2 separate regions of the Homo sapiens genome follow, and region 1 is linked to region 2. Evidence: chromatin loops called from intact Hi-C (ENCODE). Cell type or tissue: B cell. All regions are shown on one strand. Links, peaks and the distances in the headings refer to the core of each region. The heading gives the core; the rest is flanking DNA.

Region 1 (9,060 bases), core at 3,301-8,300, 92 kb before region 2:
TCCCAAATTGTAAAGACCATCGATGCTAGGAAGAAACTGCATCAACTAATGAGCAAAATAACCAGCTAACATCATAATGACAGGATCAAATTCACACATAACAATATTAACCTTAAACATAAATGGGCTAACTGCTCCAATTAAAAGACACAGACTGGCACATTGGATAAAGAGTCAAGACCCATCAGTGTGCTGTATTCAGGAGACCCATCTCACATGCAGAGACTCACATAGGCTCGAAATAAAGGGATGGAGGAAGATCTACCAAGCAAATGGAAAACAAAAAAAGAAAAGCAGGGGTTGCAATCCTAGTCTCTGATAAAACAGACTTTAAACCAACAAAGATCAAAAGAGACAAGGCCATTACATAATGGTAAAGGGATCAATTCAACAAGAAGAGCTAACTATCCAAAATATATATGCACCCAATACAGGAGCACCCAGATTCATAAAGCAAGTCCTTAGAGACCTACAAAGAGACTTAGACTCCCACACAATAATAATGGGAGACTTTAACACCCCACTGTCAACATTAGACAGTTCAACGAGACAGAAAGTTAACAAGGATATCCAGGAATTGAACTCAGCTCTGCAGCAAGCGGACCTAATAGACATCTACAGAACTCTCCATCCCAAATCAACAGAATATACATTCTTCTCAGCACCACATCCAAAACTGACCACATAGTTGGAAGTAAAGCACTCCTCAGCAAATGTAAAAGAACAGAAATTATAACAAACTGTCTCTCAGGCCACAGTGCAATCAAACTAGAACTCAGGATTAAGAAACTCATTCAAAACCGCTCAACTACATGGAAACTGAACAACCTGCTCCTGAATGACTACTGGGTACATAGCGAAATGAAGGCAGAAATAAAGATGTTCTTTGAAACCAATGAGAACAAAGACACAATATACCAGAATCTCTGGGACACATTTAAAGCAGTGTGTAGAGGAAAATTTATAGCACTAAGTGCCCACAGGAGAAAGCAGGAAAGATCAAAAATTGACACCCTAACATCACAATTTAAAGAACTAGAGAAGCAAGAGCAAACACATTCAAAAGCTGGCAGAAGGCAAGAAATAACTAAGATCAGAGCAGAACTGAAGGAGATAGAGACACAAAAAACCCTTTAAAAAATCAATGAATCCAGGAACTGGTTTTTTGAAAAGATCAACAAAATTGATAGAACACTAGCAAGACTAATAAAGAAGAAAAGAGAGAAGAATCAAATAGACGCAATAAAAAATGATAAAGGGGATATCACCACCAATCCCACAGAAATACAAACTACCATCAGAGAATACTATAAACACCTCTATGTAAATAAACTAGAAAATCTAGAAGAAATGGATAAATTCCTGGACACATACACCCTCCCAAGACTAAACCAGGAAGAAGTTGAATCCCTGAATAGACCAATAACAGGCTCTGAAATTGAGGCAATAATTAATAGCTTACCAACCAAAAAAAGTCCAGGACCAGACGGATTCACACTCAAATTCTACCAGAACTACAAGGAGGAGCTGGTACCATTCCTTCTGAAACTATTCCAATCAATAGAAAAAGATGGAATCCTCCCTAACTCATTTTATGAGGCCAGCATCATCCTGATACCAAAGCCTGGCAGAGAAACAACAAAAAAAGAGAATTTTAGACCAATATCCCTGATGAACATTGATGCAAAAATCCTCAATAAAATACTGGCAAACCAAATCCAGCAGCACATCAAAAAGCTTATCCACCATGATCAAGTGGGCTTCATCTCTGGGATGCAAGGCTGGTTCAACATACGAAAATCAATAAACGTAATCCAGCATATAAACAGAACCAAAGACAAAAACCACATGATTATCTCAATAGATGCAGAAAAGGCCTTTGACAAAATTCAACAACACTTCATGCTAAAAACTCTCAATAAATTAGGTATTGATGGGACGTATCTCAAAATAATAAGAGCTATTTATGACAAACCCACAGCCAATATCATACTGAATGGGCAAAAACTGGAAGCATTCCCTTTGAAAACTGGCACAAGACAGGGATGCCCTCTCTCACCACTCCTATTCAACATAGTGTTGGAAGTTCTGGCCAGGGCAATCAGGCAGGAGAAAGAAATAAAGGGTATTCAATTAGGAAAAGAGGAAGTCAAATTGTCCCTGTTCGCAGACGACATGATTGTATATCTAGAAAACACCATTGTCTCAGCCCAAAATCTCCTTATGCTGATAAGCAACTTCAGCAAAGTCTCAGGATACAAAATCAATGTGCAAAAATCACAAGCATTCTTATACACCAACAACAGACAAACAGAGAGCCAAATCATGAGTGAACTCCCATTCACAATTGCTTCAAAGAGAATAAAATACCTAGGAATCCAACTTACAAGGGATATGAAGGACCTCTTCAAGGAGAACTACAAACCACTGCTCAATGAAATAAAAGGGGATACAAACAAATGGAAGAACATTCCATGCTCATGGGTAGGAAGAATCAATATTGTGAAAATGGCCATACTGCCCAAGGTATTTTATAGATTCAATGCCATCCCCATCATGCTACCAATGACTTTCTTTACAGAATTCTAAAAAACTATTTTAAAGTTCATTTGGAACCAAAAAAGAGCCCGCATTGCCAAGTCAATCCTAAGCCAAAAGAACAAAGCTGGAGGCATCACGCTACCTGACTTCAAACTATACTACACGGCTACAGTAACCAAAACAGCATGGTACTGGTACCAAAACAGAGATATAGACCAATGGAACAGAACAGAGCCCTCAGAAGTAATACCACACATCTACAACCATCTGATCTTTGACAAACCTGACAAAAACAAGAAATGGGGAAAGGATTCCCTATTGAATAAATGGTGCTGGGAAAACTGGCTAGCCATATGTAGAAAGCTGAAACTGGATCCCTTCCTTACACCTTATACAAAAATTAATTCAAGATGGATTAAAGACTTAAATGTTAGACCTAAAACCATAAAAACCCTAGAAGAAAACCTAGGCAATACCATTCAGGACATAGGCATGGGCAAGAACTTCATGTCTAAAACACCAAAAGCAATGGCAACAAAAGCCAAAATTGACAAATGGGATCTAATGAAACTAAAGAGCTTCCGCACAGCAAAAGAAACTACCATCCCAGTGAACAGGCGAGCTACAAATTGGGAGAAAATGTTTGCAATCTATTCATCTGACAAAGGGCTAATATCCAGAATCTACGAAGAACTCAAACAAACTTACAAGAAAAAAAGACCCCATCAAAAAGTGGGTGAAGGATATAAACAGACACTTCTCAAAAGAAGACATTTATGCAGCCAACAGATACATGAAAAAATGCTCATCATCACTGGCCATCAGAGAAATGCAAATCAAAACCACAGTGAGATACCATCTCACACCAGTTAGAATGGCGATCATTAAAAAGTCAGGAAACAACAGGTGCTGGAGAGGATGTGGAGAAATAGGAACGCTTTTACACTGTTGGTGGGACTGTAAACTAGTTCAACAATTGTGGAAGACAGTGTGGCGATTCCTCAAGGATCTAGAACTAGAAATACCATTTGACCCAGCCATCCCATTACTGGGTATGTACCCAAAGGATTATAAATCATGCTGCTATAAAGACACATGCACACGTATGTTTATTGCGGCACTATTCACAATAGCAAAGACTTGGAACCAACCCAAATGTCCATCAATGATAGACTGGATTAAGAAAATGTGGCACATATACACCATGGAATACTATGCAGCCATAAAAAGGATCTGTTCATGTCCTTTGTAGGGACATGGATGAAGCTGGAAACCATCATTCTCAAAAACTATCACAAGGACAAAAAACCAAACACCGCATGTTCTCACTCGTAGGTGGGAATTGAACAATAAGAACACTTGGACACAGGTAGGGGAACATCACACACCGGGGCCTGTCATGGGGTGGGTGGACAGGGGAGGGATAGCATTAGGAGATATACCTAATGTAAATGACGAGTTAATGGGTGCAGCACACCAACATGGCACATGTATACATATGTAACAAACCTGCACGTTGTGCACATGTACCCTAGAACTTACAGTATAATAAAAAAAAAGAAATTGCAAAATTACACATTCTTTGTAAGCACACAAAGGAAACATGTTAGAATTTTCCATTTTAAGCTACAAATAAGCTACAAATAAAGTAGTCTCAAATTTCAGATAATATAAAACATGTTTTCTGGTCACAATACAATTAAAGTTGATATAAATAAGAAAGATAACTATAAAATCTTCCTATGTTAGAATCAAGAACTATACTTTTAAACCCATGTGTCAAATAAGAAATCATAAATTAGAAAATATTTTAAACTGAATGATAACAAGGCATGACATATTAAAATGTGGGAATCAGCTAAAGCAATATTTAGAAAGAAATGTATAGCGTTAAAAACATATATTGGAAGAGAAGAAAGCCTGACAATTAATGAGCTAAGGTATGTCTCAAGAAGCTAGTGAAACAGCAAAATAAACCAAAAGGAAGTAGAAGCAAGGAAATAATAAAGATATGAAGTAAATGAAGTAAAAAAGAAACATACAATAGAGAGAATAAAGAAAACCAAAAGTTGGTTCCTTGAAAATTGACAAACTTCTGGCAAGAGCAATCAAGATGAAAAGAAGGCACAAATAATATCAGAAACTTTAAAAAACTGGACATCAATAAAGATCCCACAAAAATTTCTGCCAATATAAAAATATAAAAAATGAGGATACTTATTAATATTAAATGTTCTTTCTTGTTGTATTTACCAGGGATTAATCCATTTTACCTAATTTTCCAAACTTAGTGTTAAAAGGTTATTAATTTAAAAAATCCAGATCCAGATGGCTACACTAACTATATTCTACCAATTTTTCAAAGGAGAAATAATATTAACCTTGCAAAAATTCTTTCAGAAAATGGAAAAAGATGGAATGTTATTCAATTATCTTATGATAATAGCATAACCTTGACAACCAAACCGAACAAGAACAATATTAGAAAGGAAGATAATAGGCCCGTTTTATTCATAAACATAAATCCCAAACAAAATATTAGCAATATGGATCCAAATTGGATTTATGCTAGGAATGCAAGTTTGGCTTATACATTAGAAAACTGATATAATTTATCACAGTGACAGACTGAAGGATTATACATATTGGCTGTCCTAAGCAGTGCAATAAGATGAGAAAAAGAAGGAAAATATGTAAGGATTGAATATGATGAAACAAACTCATTGTATGTGGAAGATATGATGGCATAGATAGAAAATCCAAAGGAATTTATATATAAATTATTAGAATTTTTAAAATTTTTCAAGCTTGCTGAAAACAAAATAAATACCAAAATTAATTGTATTTCTGTATACCTGAAACAGTTGGAAAAATAGTTTTAAATAGCATTTAAAAATTCCAAGCAGGAGTTGCACATTCCTGTCAGATAATGGCAGCTGCCTAAATCTCTCCACAGTCTTCAAAAACCATACATACACATACACACACAATTTTAAATTATGACTAAAACCACCCATAACCCATCTATAGAATAACCAGAAGACAAAAAGTACTATAAGTTTATATTTACAAGTAGAAAATAAATATATAAATCTAGCCAACCTTGCTCCAGAGAGAAACCCTGTCTCAAAAAAAAAAAAAAAAAAAAAAAGAAGAAAGCAAATGTTGGAAATTAACTGTCCTATAAAAACAAAAGTGAATTACTAAATCACAAGACCCACAAACCTCTTTGGTCACATCTATTAAATAAATTACACTTCCATTTATCAACAGTAGAGGGTACTCCTGGCTAAGAAACCTAGTAAGCCACCCAGCCCTCATGTCTGCCTGCATAAATCACCTCTTATTGCTGAAACAAGAAAATGTAAGGAATTTCTAAATGAACAGAAAATAGCATATGAAGCAGATGGTATTAATGTTCTTGAGTTTTTATTCCCTCTTTCCTTGAAAACCTCATCAACTTTAGGCATGGCCGTACGGCTCATCTTGATCAATAGAATGTGATTGGACATGACATATATACCACTTCCAAATAGAAGCTTTAAATGTGATTTTGTGTTTGACACACTCTTTTGTGCCTCTGCTCCAGGCTCCAGACTTTAAGCCTCTAGAACGATAAGTGAATAAATTTCTTTTGTTTTAAAGGCACCAAGTGTGTGGTGAATTTGTTACAGTAGCCCTAGAAATCTAATACTAACAAAAAGAATGTTAGAGTTGAATTAGAAGTGTCAGTGAGAACTTAGGAATTTAAAAAATCATATTCTTAGCACTGTTCACTGAGGGAATCTAGAAGTAATTACACTGCAGTAATAACGAGCCCATCCCATGCCCAAATCTTGGTCTCTAACTACCATTTTCCAGTCAAAAGAATCTGAGCTCCCTAGAGAAATGACTTTTTCAAGGCTGGATCAAGGAAACTGCCAGGCAATCTTAGATGATCTTGGTGATCTTGATGTGCCAGAAGATTAATGGGATCATGTGAAAAGAACACAGAAACTGGTCTGAAGGGCTTCCTGTTGGCCAGATTTGAGACAATTTGAGCATCAAAAGGAATAATGAGGGTAATGGATCATAACTGGAAAATCAGTTTGCAACCATCAATGTACTTACTATTGAATACTTGTAAAGAACTTTAAGGGTTGCTAATACCATTGGATAAAAGCTTGTTGTGAAACAGAATATTTGCATGGTCTCAAAGTCTCACTCCACAGATTGTTAGGAAAGGGAAAGGGTTACCTTTATAAATATAGAGATTAGGTGGACATCTTAACCAAGTGATCAAACTTAGCATCATCAATAATGGGACAATCTGGCATCGCATGCCCCCTGATTTAATGCAGTAAGGATTAAGTCTAACAAAAGATGTACAAAGCCTCCAAATACAGCGTAAACATTTGTAAAATAATCTCAGAACAGGGACCTTAATGTTTCTCAAAAATTTTTCCAAATACAGAACTTTATTTCTATAGATGTTTATGGTATATTTGCCATGCTATATACATTATGCTATATATTCTATGTGCTGAAGATACAACAATGACCAAGGTCTTTGCCCTTGTGGAACTGACATTTGGTGGCGGAGACAGAGGAAACAGTCAATAAGCATGTAAAGAGATAAAGGAAAAGATACTGAATGCTACAAAGGAAACAAATAAGTTGAGATTTAGAACAAAAAAGAGTCCTATTTTACAAGAGGAATAATGAGGAAGACCTTTCTAAAGAGGTAGCTCAGCACTTTGGGAGGCCGAGGCGGGTGGATCACGAGGTCAGGAGATCAAGACCATCCTGGCTAACACAGTGAAACCCCATCTCTACTAAAAATACAAAAAATGAGCCGGGCATGGTGGCGGGCACCTGTAGTCCCAGCTACTTGGGAGGCTGAGGCAGGAGAATGGCGTGAACCCGGGAGGCGGAGCTTGCAGTGAGCCGAGATGGTGCCACTGCACTCCAGCCTGGGCGACAGAGCGAGACTCCGTCTCAAAAAAAAAAAAAAAAATTGAGGCAGAATTTCGCTATGTTGCCTAGGCTTGTCTCAAACTCCTGGGCTCAAGCAATCCTCCTGCCTCAGCCTGCTGAGTAGCTGGGACTCCAGGGGCATGCCACTATGCTTAGTTTAAGAGGTGGTATTTAAACTGAGACCCGAAGGGTAAAAAACATGGATAAAAGAAGAAACAGAAGGGGTAAGAGCCTTCCAAGCAGAGGGAATCACATATACAAAGGCTCTCATGTTAAATAAAACAAGAGTTGACATTGTTGAGAAACTGAAAGATCAGCTCATCTGCGATGCGGTAAAATAGGAGGAATGCAGTGGGAGAACAGATCAGAGACTTGGGCAGGGGCTATATTAGGCAGAACTTGGAGACCAGAGTAAGGGGGCCAAGGTGGGAACAGACCGATTAAATTGGCATCTCTTGGGGGGGTGGGGGGGTGGGGAACTTACCCATGCATCATTTTTTAAAAGCTCCAAAGGCGATTCCAATAAGCAGCCAGGGTTGGGAACCTAGGGGGAAAATGTAGCTAGATGAATGAAGATGGCCCAAACGTCTTTTGTTCTGATAGCTAAACTCTCTGTAGGATCACAGTGTTACTTCACAGTGCATTTGCCAGGAAAAGTCTCTTCCCATTTGGAATCCGAAGTAAAACTGACACCACACTTGAAGATGCCAGGATTGTTAGAGGAAAATGTCACCCAATAGCTCCAGGAAGCAGGAGCCCTACTGTTGCTGTTTAACCACTTCTTTCCCATTTTGGTGGCAAGTTGCCTCCTTTTACACAAACTGCCTCAGGAGATCCTAAAGATATCATGGTGTCTGTCTGTCCTTGCAAGAGCATGCATTATGGTAGGACATTGCCTTCATTCTGTTCCTTTTTCTCCAAGACTCTTGCTTATTCTCACCATTTGGCTGGACTTTCTACTGTAGGATTACCTCGGAATCCACACAAAACCCACAGGGTTTCAGAGTTGCCTTGAATTACACGTTTTGAACATTCAGATCTTCATTTTCCCAAACATCCACCCAGTTATAGGTGACCTTTGCTCCAAAGTCCTGGAGTAGCAAGGTGCCTTGAGTCTTAGACTCTTCCCACTTCTTTCTCTCTTCTGCATCCCCTCCTGCCAAGGTTGCCCAGCCACACTAAATTGCATGCCTTGCTGTGTTGCATTCGTTATCATTCTAAAGTTGTCACCAACATGTGCGAAACCAGTTTATCTAATAACGATAGCTACCATTTTCTGAGCTCTTGCCATGTACTCCTCTTGCCACAGCAAATGCATTGACAAGGGAGTCTGCTGGCCAAAGCCTGACTCTCATCTCCAGATGGTCCAACACAGATGCTGTGTGTGACCCAGGACAAAGCACTTAATGTCACTGAGGTTTGGGAAGTGGGTGAGAACACTGTAGATATAAGGCCTAGCTAGAGTGAAGGCCTCCAAAGCAGGGTGCTCTTAATTCTAGATGTCCCAGATGCGTAGGACAGAGTCATCTAGTCATCTTCCAGGGTTTAATCCTGGACTACTGG
Region 2 (10,901 bases), core at 2,860-7,859:
GTGAATCACCATACCTGACCAATTTTGGGCAATTTTAAATACAACAATAATGGATATGATGAAAGACTATCACTGATAATAATAAAGTCAAATTTCATATTCCACATGAAAATTAGATGATTTTAACTCATAGAGAAGTCGTTTATGGATGCCTATAGAGGAAAAAGAGTGTTCCCCTATCTGAACTTGTGCCATGGCACTCCAGGCCTTTAATTCACATACTTCTTAGATTTATTAAATCAAGAGGTGGGTGGGAGGTGGGAGATATAGGAAGGTGCAGTCCTTTTCCTCATTACTGACTCTCACACACATTTGAAGCTGTTTCCCCTGCCTGTCTATGATCCAGAGTTTTCTTTTCAAATTTTCTTTTCATAGCAAATAAGTTAGATGCATAGTCACTTTGACTCATCATGATGAAATTGAGATAGAAACTCTTCTGTAATAGTAGGCATTTATTTTCACAAGTTTGTAGTTATAAGATTTACAGAAGTTAATGAACTGTGAAACAAAGTGTATTTTAAACAAAAAATAAATGGGGAAGCCACAAAGGGAATGCAGGTGCCAAAAATCACTTGCTATTCAAATTCTCTCCTCTCCCCAGGCTAGAGTGCAGAGAAGCTAAGATGGGTTTCCATGAAAGGAACAATTTCGATTTCTCTGGCAGTGAGAACAGGGTACCCTAAAAGATACGGGAATAGTTACTCATATCACATCTTTATTTAACCCATCTGGCTAGTCTGGAGATTAGTAGTGGGTAATTGTAGAATTAATCAGGCTGTGATTCGAACTGAAGCTGCTATTCCAGATGATGCTGTTTTCCTACAGCAAATCAACATAGCCCCCTGGCACCTGGGATACAGCTATTCCTTTGCCAAATGTTATTTTTTCCCATTCAGCAGAGAACACTAGAAGCAGCTTACTTTCATCTAGCGGGAACAGAAGTACAACCTTAGGACTATATCTATTCTCTGGCTCACTGTCATAATCCACGTTGAATGGAGCTTGATTGTTGTGAATGTTGTGCTGGTTTATTACACTGATGACATATGTACTGGACCTGATGATCTAGAGGTAGCGAATACTCTAGATGCTTTATTAAGATACAAGTACACCACAGGGCAGGAGATAAGCCCCATGAAAACTCAAGAGCCTGAACCTCAGCAAAGTTTTTAGATGGTCTGGACCACGTTGGGTATTCAACATGTTGTTGTACCGCTTACCACCTACCACTCAGAAAGAGGCACGGCATTTGGTGTGGATGTTTGAATTTTGTAGGCAACATATGCTACATTTAATTGTGCCGCACCAATGCACTCAGCAAGTCATCTGTAGGGTTGCATGTTTTCGGGGAGAGATCCAGGGCAAGAAAAGGCTCTGTGACAGGTCCAGGCCACTTGACCCTTATGACCATGTAGATTCAACAGGTACAGGACCTTTGACACACTGGGAGGCTACACGGAGCCTCTGGCAAGTCCCAGTAGGAGAAACACACAGCAAAGCCCTAGAGTTTTGAAGTAAACCATGCCCTCTACCACAAAAGAAGTATTTTCCTTTTGACCAACAGCTTCCAGCTTGCTCCTGGGCTGTGGCAAAGTCTGAATGCTTGACCATGGGGCACCAAAGAACCATGGAACTTCAGCTGCCACTGATAAATTTGGTGCTATTTCATCCTCTTTTGGAAGTGGAATATTTGAGACCAGACTCAAGCAGGTCTGGAAGGTACAGGAAAGTTGCTAGAGCAGGTGGCTCACATCTTTGTGGCCCCTGCTGCTGCATGATCACCATTCCCTGGACTTACACCCAGAATGTCGTAGGGAGTTCCTCATGACCAGGTCTATCGGTCAAGGTTTCAAAAGGAAGCAAACAGTAGACTCAAGGGGTTGAAATGAGGAAAGTATAATTAAGGGATTTTTTTTTTAACAGAGGTGTAAGCAAGACTTAGAGAATTAGCAATGCATAGTGGGGCTCTCAGGGACTGGCAACAGTTGATATGGCCACAGCCACTGCTAAGTGCTCAAGCTGCCCACAGGCAGAGACAAACAATGAACCCTTAATAACAGCATTCCCTGGGGGGACCAGACAGCCACCTGGACTGCCATCTGGAAGGGGCAGCAATTTTTTCTCACTTGAACAGGTACTAATTTTGTACATGGATTCGCTTTTTTAAAATTCACATTTCTGCTGGCACTCCTGCCCATTGACTTACTGAACCCATTATTCACACTGACATTATCTCACACAAGAAAATCATTATAAGCCAGTGTGCGCATGCTGATGGACTCCACTGGTGTTACCATGTTAGCTCATCACCCTGAAGCATCTGGCCTGATAGGATGGGAGGTTGGTCATTCTGTTGAAGATGCTAGCAAACGTCACATAGATGATACCCACAAAAAGCAGAGGGTGGTGCTTAAGTGGATGGGCTCTTGACACAGCTCTGGCTGCCTATGGATGATTTTCTCGTGTGGCTCTCGACAAGTGACACTGTCATCCTGTTTTTCATTTTAGTAACCTGCAAAATTGAGATAATAATAAGAGCCCTTTGACAGGGTGTTGTGTGGATTCAATGAGATAACGCCTGGAAAGTGCTTAGCACAATCGCTGGCATGGTGTTAGCTTGGCAGTAAGGAAGGTCACAAGTGTTAGGTGCTCATGATTGTTATTTTTACTTAGCGTGGTCAGCACACTAGTTGGCACAATCGACTTTAGATCCATCTTTTAAAACCTTCGAGTCAAAGAGATTGCAAACAGCACTACCTTTTGAGTTTGGGTCATTTGGGTTCATTAAGACATTTAGACCGTTTAGCCGGCAAAGCTTATCACTGAATACAACGATCTTTGGGGGAGGGACATAGAAAACACACTACTGTGCAAGCAATCAAGTGGAATAGGGAAGTCCAAGAGGAGTCTTGCTTTTGTTTCTCCGTGAACTATGCACATGGCAGATGCAGGTGGTACTTGGGTTTCAGCTCCAGGGTCCCTGAGACCCAGGGACCAGCCCGTTTGGCGTGGCGGATTGGGGATGGGGCATGAGGGCAACAGGTTCCAGGCTGTGCTCCCATTAGGTCGCAGGGCTCCTTCCGAGCGCTTTCTCGTGACCCTGGGTGAGAGTGGCAGGCGCCCTGCTGCGTAGGCTCCCCCCCCCACACCCCCCCCCCGGGCACAGCCGCTGGCGGAGCTGCAGTTGCTCGAAGGGGCTTCCCAGGCTTCGCTGCTTGCTTTTCCCGCCGTCTTGGGTTGCGGGCGGCGTCGGTTCCCTCCCCGGGGGCCGCGGCGGCCGGAGGCGGGGGTCGCAGCGGCCGCTCGGGGCGGCGCTGGGCGGGCGGGCGCTGGGCCCGCCCCGCCGGCATCCTTGGCCCGACTTCCTTCTGCCGCGGGCGGCTGGCCCAGCTGGAGGAAGCGGCGGCGGCGGCCACGATGAGTGCGGGCGACGCAGTGTGCACCGGCTGGCTCGTTAAGTCGCCCCCCGAGAGGAAGCTACAGCGCTACGTGAGTAGGGGCGCCGCCACCCGCCCGGCCTTCGCGTCCCGGGGCACCCGCCCGCGGGGCGGCCGCGGGGAGCCGCTGGGCTCCGGGCGCGCCAGGCGCAGCCGCTCCCAGCGCCCGGGACTGCGGGCGAGGCCGACGGACGGAAACCGAAATCGCACGTCGAGCCAGCTTCGCCGCTGTGCTAGGCAGCGGGCCGGAGACCAGGTGGCGCCTGCCCGCGGGGCTCAGGGACTCCAGACCGCCGCTGACTCTAGCGGAGGGAGGCGGGTTGGGGCTGAAACCTCAGGCGCCACTCTCCGTACAGGAGCGGCCAGGGAGACATCTCGAAAGCGTGCCCCTTTCTTTGGCTGGGGGTGGCTCTGAGACCCATCGCCCCGCGAAGGAGACGCGGCAGGGGATAGGGAGACTGACAGCCAGAGGGGAATTGCCTGCATTCCCCCTGGACCGTAAGGAGTAAGGAGTGCTGCTCTTGTAGCTGTCATCGGACACTGCTGTCTGGAACCCTACACAGTGTAACTCGTTTCTCATCGTGTAACTCCTTTCAGCTTCTTCTTAATGCTGACACCGCGCTTTTATAGTGCCAGCTGGACAACTGACTTTTACTAATATGAAATTAGGAATACTTGGAAGAGCGAATCTTCCTACCTATTCCATTACCGTTTTAAGATGTACTATCGACACCTCAAACGTTCATTATCTCCATCAGCGTCCTCACGATAAGGTCTTAAAAACATTCTGCTTAAAGACCTGATTGCTACTCAGTGTTTTTCAGCCATTAGGAAGAACCACTTCAGTCCCCAGGGAGTTGCATATAAATAGCTATTAGGACTTCTTGCTTTTTTTAGGCTGGGAGTAGCTGGATGGATTCATCTTGTTCTTAATTCCTAATTTCTCTGCAACTTCACTGCACGGTGGTAGGAACAAACTCGCGCATGTCTGCGCTCATCCAAAGCAGCCCACCCCAAATGTGGTTCAGCCTTGTGCTCTTGTCTATACAGTGCTCTCAAACTGCTGTCCTCTTCTGGCCAAATTTCACAACTGTTTTTGTTCCCACATAGATGAGGCACATATTGTGTGGAAGTTCAAGAGGTGGGATTATAAAAAGACTTTAATAATGTATGAATACTTCCAGAATGTGTGGCAGGAGATTTTCCTGAACATAGAGTTGCTCAAGCCCTCTTTCCCCATTCACATCGGGCTAGACAGTGTGTGTTTCTCTCTTAGGGGTCTTTGAAAAGATTTTTGTTGTTTGTTCTGCAGAACAGAACTTTAGAGGAAGGTTGTTCTATTTAGCACGTGAATATCAGGAGTGCATAAATACTGAGATTTCTCTAAGTGCCAGTGTGTCCCTACATCATTTGCTTTTGAGTCCAGGAGTCCATAAGCACAGGGTCCAATATCTCTTGGCCTCTGCATTATCCAGCTGCTTCCTTAACTGTGAAGCTACTCAAAGGAGGCAAGAGAAGAAAACCTGCTCCCATCACCTGCATGAGCAGGTGAGGCTTTTGTCACACAGTAGTGCTTGCAGTGTTGACTCAGGATGGGTTTCCTTGTTGTCCTTTGGAATGACAGACATTTTAAAGGTTCACTATACAATTTCAGTAGATGATACAGAAAGATGCCCCTGGAGGGCAAAGATTATAGAATATTTTATTTCCCAGTCTTTTTTTGTATCTTAAGCAGACTGGCTTAGGGAAGTTTATTAGTATTTCATCAACTTTGGGAAGGCATGAGTGTGTGTGCCTATTATCACACGCGGTTCATTCCTTTAGGGGATGTGGCAAGAGTGGACACTGCGCAGCTTAGAGATATGTGGGGCGTGTGATGATGGGGCAGTGACTAGACTTAAGACACAAGAGTACCTAGGTGTCATCTTACCAACACTCCAAGACATAAACCTTGATGTTTGGGAACTGTCTCTAAGAAAGATCATATCTAGTCAATGCTTTTTTCGCTGACAGGCATCTGTCCCTGGAACACACCACAGAAAGAATTCTTTTTCCTCTCATAGCTAAATTCTGCAGGAATCTTTTTCACCACTAGATGGTGATCATGTGTCACTTCGACGGGGCCTGGATAGGGCTGTTACAGCTGCTTAAATTCAATTCCTGTCACTCCCTCCCGTTAACGGAGCGCTAACTCCGAACTAGGCCCTGTGTTACAGGCTGGGAAGACAGAAAAAAAAGACTTGATTCCAGTTTATAGTTTAACATTTATAATAGTAACATAGCAAAACTAGTTATTGGCACAACCAGGACAATAACTCAGTTATTCGTGCTGCCAGGCCAGCAAGCAGCACTCCATCAATGTTTGCTGTTACAAATGGAAGCTCAGGCAGTTTTTAGGTAAACCTTTCAGTCCAAAGTAGGCTTGTACTTCATCCACTTGAATCCATCAGTGAAGACAATCAGAAAGTTATTTTTTATCACTGGTCTTTTAAAAGATAGTTATTTTCATCTGTATTTTTTGTTTCACAAGAAATATATTCTTATGTTAATAAATAGAATGAAAAGTGAAGACCCCCTTTAAATTTCCCCTACCCCGCTACCTTCCCTTTGCTCTCCTCCTTATTCCACTCCCCAACCCAGGGATAACAACTGTGAGCCGTTCAGTGAGTACCATTCTACAAAATTTTTCAGAAAATATATAATTTTCTTTTTGCACAACTGGGATCATATTCTACTAACGGTCCTGCAATTTGCTTTGTTCACAAACATCCTGGACATCTTTCCAGGTTAGTACATATAGATTTACTTCATTCGTTAAAGCATTGTCAAATATTCCTTGTAATACATATAATATAACAATTTCTCTATTGGTGAACATTTGGCTTGCATCTATTTTTATCCATTTTAAAGAGTCCTATAATAACAGTGATAATAAAGCTATAATAGTTCACTTTTATTGAATGTTTATATGTGCCAGGCACTACACTAAGAACTTGTATTAACTCATTTAGTTTTCAAAACAATGCCAAGAGCCAGGCACTGTTTTTGTCCCTGGATATAGGTTCTCTGGATATAGGTTCTTTGTTGCATATTTAATTTGCAAATATTTTCTAGCAGCCCATAGTTTTTGTCTTTTCATCCTCTTTTGAAGAACTAAAATTTAAAAATTTTAATGAAATCCCCAATACAATTTTTCTTTTATGAATCATGGATTTAATGTTAAATCTAACAACTCTTCATCTAGCCTAAGATCCTTTGTCACCCAGCCTTGACCTCTTGGGCTCAAGTGATCCTCCCACCTCAGTCTCCTGAGTAGCTGGCACTATAGCTGCTCCCCACCATGCACTGCTAATTGTATTTTTTGTAGAGAGGACAGGATTTCTCCATGTTGCCCGCAGGCTGGTCTCCAACTCTTGGCCTCAAGTGATCCTTCCACCTTGGCCTTCTAAAGTGCTGGGATTACAGGCGTGAGCCAATGTACCTGGCCTCTGAAAGTTTTATAATTTTATATTTTATATTTAGATATTTTATATTTAGATCTATGATCCATTTTGAGTAAATTTTATAAAAGCTGTGAGGTTTGTATCATGGTTTCTTTTCTTGCATACCGATTTCATTTGTTCCAGTACTATTTATTGAGTAGACTGCCTTTATTCCATTGATTTACTTTTGAAACATCATCAAAAACCAATTTACCTGAAGGGCACAGTGGCTCACGCCTATAATCCCAGCACTTTGGGAGGCTGAGGCTGGAGGATCTCCTGAGGTCAGGAGTTCAAGACCAGCCTGGCCAACATGGTGAAACTCTGTCTCTACTAAAAACACAAAAAAAATTAGCCAGGCATGGTGGTGGGCACCTGTAATCCCAGCTACTTGGGAGGCTGAGACAGGAGAATTGCTTGAACCCCAGAGGTGGAGGTTGCAGTGAGCTGAGATCACACCATTGCACTCCAGCCTGGGCGACAAGAGCAAAACTATCTAAAAAAAAATCCATTTACCATATCCATGTAGATCTATTTCTGGATTCTCTAGTCTGTTCCATTGATCTATTTGTTTTATGCCAACAACATGCTGTTTAATGACTAATGACTGTAGCTTTACAATAATTCTTGAAATCAGGTTATTTTAGCCCTCAAACTTTTTCTTTCTCAGAGTTGTTTTGGCTATTTTAGGTCCTTTGTTTTTCTATGGCAATTTTAGGATTGGTTTGTCAATTGATTTCACTGACCTCATATCCCATAGCCTTGCTAAACTCACTTATTAGTTCTAATAGCCTTGTCTGTAGTTGCAACCTGCAATACTATAAATGTTGCATAGAAATGACGAGAGCAGACATCCTTGACTTTTTCTTGATTTTAGAGGGAAAGCATTCCATTTTTCACCTTTTAAGTATGTTAGCTGTAGGCTTTTTGTAGGCACCTTTTACCAAATTGAGGAAGCTCCCCCATCTTGCTAGTTTGCTGAGGCTTCTTCTCATGAGTTGGATTTTGTTGTGTTTCCTGCATCTATAAAAATGATGATATGTTTTTTATTTTTTAGTCTGTTACTATGGTGAATTACACTGCTTGATTTTAAATGTTGAACCAACCTCGAACTTATGGGATAAACTTCAGTTGGTTGTAACATATTATTCTTTTCATATATTTCTGGATTTGCTTTGCTGATAGTTTGGCTGAAGATATTTGTCTCTGTCCATGAGGGATATCGGTCTGCAGTTTTCCTTTTTTATGCTATCTTTGGTTTTGATATTAGCATAATGCTGGCATCATAAAATGAAATCAGAAGTTCTCCCTCCTCTTGTATTTTCTGAAAGATGTTGTGTAGAATTGGTATTCCTTCTTCCTTAAATGATTGGTAGAACTCACCATTGAAAACATCTGGGCCTATACTTTTCTTTTTGGGAAGGCTATCAACTACAAATTTTCTTTCTTTCTTTTTTTTTTTTTTTTTTTTGAGATGGAGTTTCACTCTTGTCACCCAGGCTGAAGTGCAGTGGCACGATCTTGGCTCGCTGCAACCTCCACCTCCTGGGTTCAAGAGATTCTCCAGCTTCAGCCTCCCGGGTAGCTGGGATTACAGGTGCCCACCACCATGCCTGGCTAATTTTTGTATTTTTAGTAGAGACAGGGTTTTGCCATGTTGGCCAGGCTGGTCTCGAACTCCTGACCTCAGGTGATCCACCCGCTTCGGCCTCCCAAAGTGCTAGGATTACAGGTGTGAGCCACTGGGCCTGGCCAAATTTTATTTCTTTAATAGATATAGGGCTATGTGGGTTATCCATATCTTCTTGAATGAGTGTCGTTAGTGTCTTTCAAGGCTTTTCTCTATTTTGTCTAAGTTCTTGAATTTATTGGCAGAAAGTTGTTCATTATGTTCCCTTATTATCCTTTAAATGCCTGTATGATTTGTAGTGATGCCTCAGTTTTCATTTATTACATTAGTTTTTAGGAACCATCCTTTGGTTTCGTTTATTTTCTCTACTTTCTCCCTGCTTTCAATTTCATTAATTTATCCTCTTATCTTTATTATTTTCCTCCTTTTGATTGCATTGGGTTTAATTTAATCACTTCTTTATCTAGTTCCTTAGGGAGGAAACTTAAATTACTGATTTGAGACCTTTCTTATTTTCTAATATAAGCATTTAGTGCTATAATCTTCCTTTTTTTTTTTTTCTGAGACTGAGTCTCGCATTGTCACCCAGGCTGGAGTGCAGTGACACAATCTTAGCTCACTGCAACCTCTGCCTCCTGGGTTCAAGCAATTCTCCTGCCTCAGCCTCCTGAGTAGGTGGGATTACAGGCACCTGCCACCATGCCTGGCTAATTTTTGAATTTTTAGTAGAGATGCGGTTTCACCATATTGGCCAGGCTGGTCTTGAACTCTTGACCTCAAGTGATCCAGCCCACCTTGGCCTCCCAAAGTGCTGGGATTACAGGCGTGAGCCACCACACCTGGCCAATCTTCCTTCTAAGCACTACTTTAGGTGCATCCCACAAAATTGGATATGTTGCATTTTCATTTTAATTCATTTCAAAGTATTATTTAATTTTCCCCTGAGATTTCCTCTTTGATCCAAGGGTTTTCTGGAAGTTTATGTAATTTCCCAATATTGGAATTTCTAGATATCTTTCTATTATTAATTTCTAGTTAAATTCCATTATGATCTAAGAACAAACTCTATATGATTTATATTCTTTAAAATTTGTTAAATGTATATCATGGCCCACAATATAGTTTCACTTCATGTACATAAGCACTTGAAAAAATATGTATTCTTCTGTCATTGGGTAAAGTGTTCTATAAATGTTAATTAGGCCAGGTTGGTTGATAATGTTATTCAGTTCTTCTGTATCCTTACTGATTTTCTGTTCACTTTTACTCTCAGTTACTGAGGGAGGAATGTGAAAGTTTCTATCTGTAATTGTAGATTTGTCCACAGTGTCCACATTTCTACCTCCAGTTCTATTTGTTTTTACTTCACATATTTTGATGCTCCATTTCTAGTTATACACATTTGGAACTACTATGTTTTCTTGGGGAATAGAAGCCTTTTTCATTATTTAATGTCTTGCTTTGTCCCTGATGCTATTCCTTGTTTTGAAGTCTATTTTCTTCTTTCTATTGTCTTTTTGATAATAGCTTTCTTTTGATATGTGCTTGCACGGTGTATCTTTTTCCATTCTTTTACTTCTAACCTCTCTGTGTCTATATTTGATGTAGGTTTCTTATATACAGCATAGAGTTGGGTCTTGCTTTTTAACGCCTTTTTTTTTTTTTTTTTTTTTTTTTTTTTGAGATGGAATCTCACTCTGTCACCAGGCTGGAGTGCAGTGGCACGATCTCGGCTCACTGCAACCCCCGCCTCCTGGGTTCACAAAGTTCTCCTGCCTCAGCCTCCTGAGTAGCTGGGATTACAGGCACGCGCCACCACATCTGGCTAATTTTTGTATTTTTAGTAGAGATGGGGTTTCACCATGTTGGCCAGGATGATCTCGATCTCTTGACCTCGTGATCCGCCTGTCTTGGCCTCCCAAAGTGCTGGGATTACAGGTGTGAGCCACCACACCCAGCCTCTCACCTTGTTTTAATTGGCATATTTAGTTCATTCACATAAAGTATGATTATTGAAATGTTTATATTAAAATACACCATCTTGCTAGCTGTTATTCATTTGTTCTATCTGTTCTTTGTTTCTTTTCTCCTCAGTTTCTGCCTTCTCTTGGGCTAATAGAGCCTTTTTTATTATTCCATTTTATCTCCATTGTTAACTTACATTTCATAACTTCATATTTTTGCAGTTACCCTGGAGTGTAAATTATACATCTTTAATTAGTTGCAGACTTCCTTTAAATAATATTATATCATTATAATATTAGTAGTATAAGGACATTGGAATAGTATATTCCCAATTCCATTCTTATATTCTTTGTGCTGTTGTCATGCATTTTACTTTTACATGTGCTA

The links. A loop is a pair of places that touch in the nucleus more often than their neighbours do. Peaks named below come from ENCODE experiments on the same cell type or tissue, not always from the same donor. Only the 100,000 strongest peaks of a DNase experiment are listed, where the experiment ranks them.
Region 1: a loop joins it to region 2, with 15 times the contacts of the local background. A loop is called at or near these places in 23 of 110 quality-filtered maps.

The regions. Positions count from the first base shown.
Region 1 is chrX:154,837,841-154,846,900 of GRCh38, reverse strand. All of the region lies in intron 25 of F8 (coagulation factor VIII), which reads left to right. Among named protein-coding and RNA genes, the nearest start is that of SMIM9, 7.7 kb to the right of the region's middle. In B cell, for the core only: CTCF peaks have their summits at 5,639 and 5,840 (motif pointing right); a DNase peak (open chromatin) is centred at 5,840.
Region 2 is chrX:154,743,542-154,754,442 of GRCh38, reverse strand. It overlaps GAB3 (GRB2 associated binding protein 3), which reads left to right and starts at 3,366. Exons shown (of 10, transcript NM_001081573.3): 1 at 3,366-3,489. The coding sequence starts at 3,418. RefSeq lists silencers at 3,411-3,490, 3,661-3,720. In B cell, for the core only: a CTCF peak has its summit at 5,519 (motif pointing right); DNase peaks (open chromatin) are centred at 3,022, 3,572, 4,292 and 5,532; H3K4me3 peaks cover 1,516 bases; H3K27ac peaks cover 765 bases.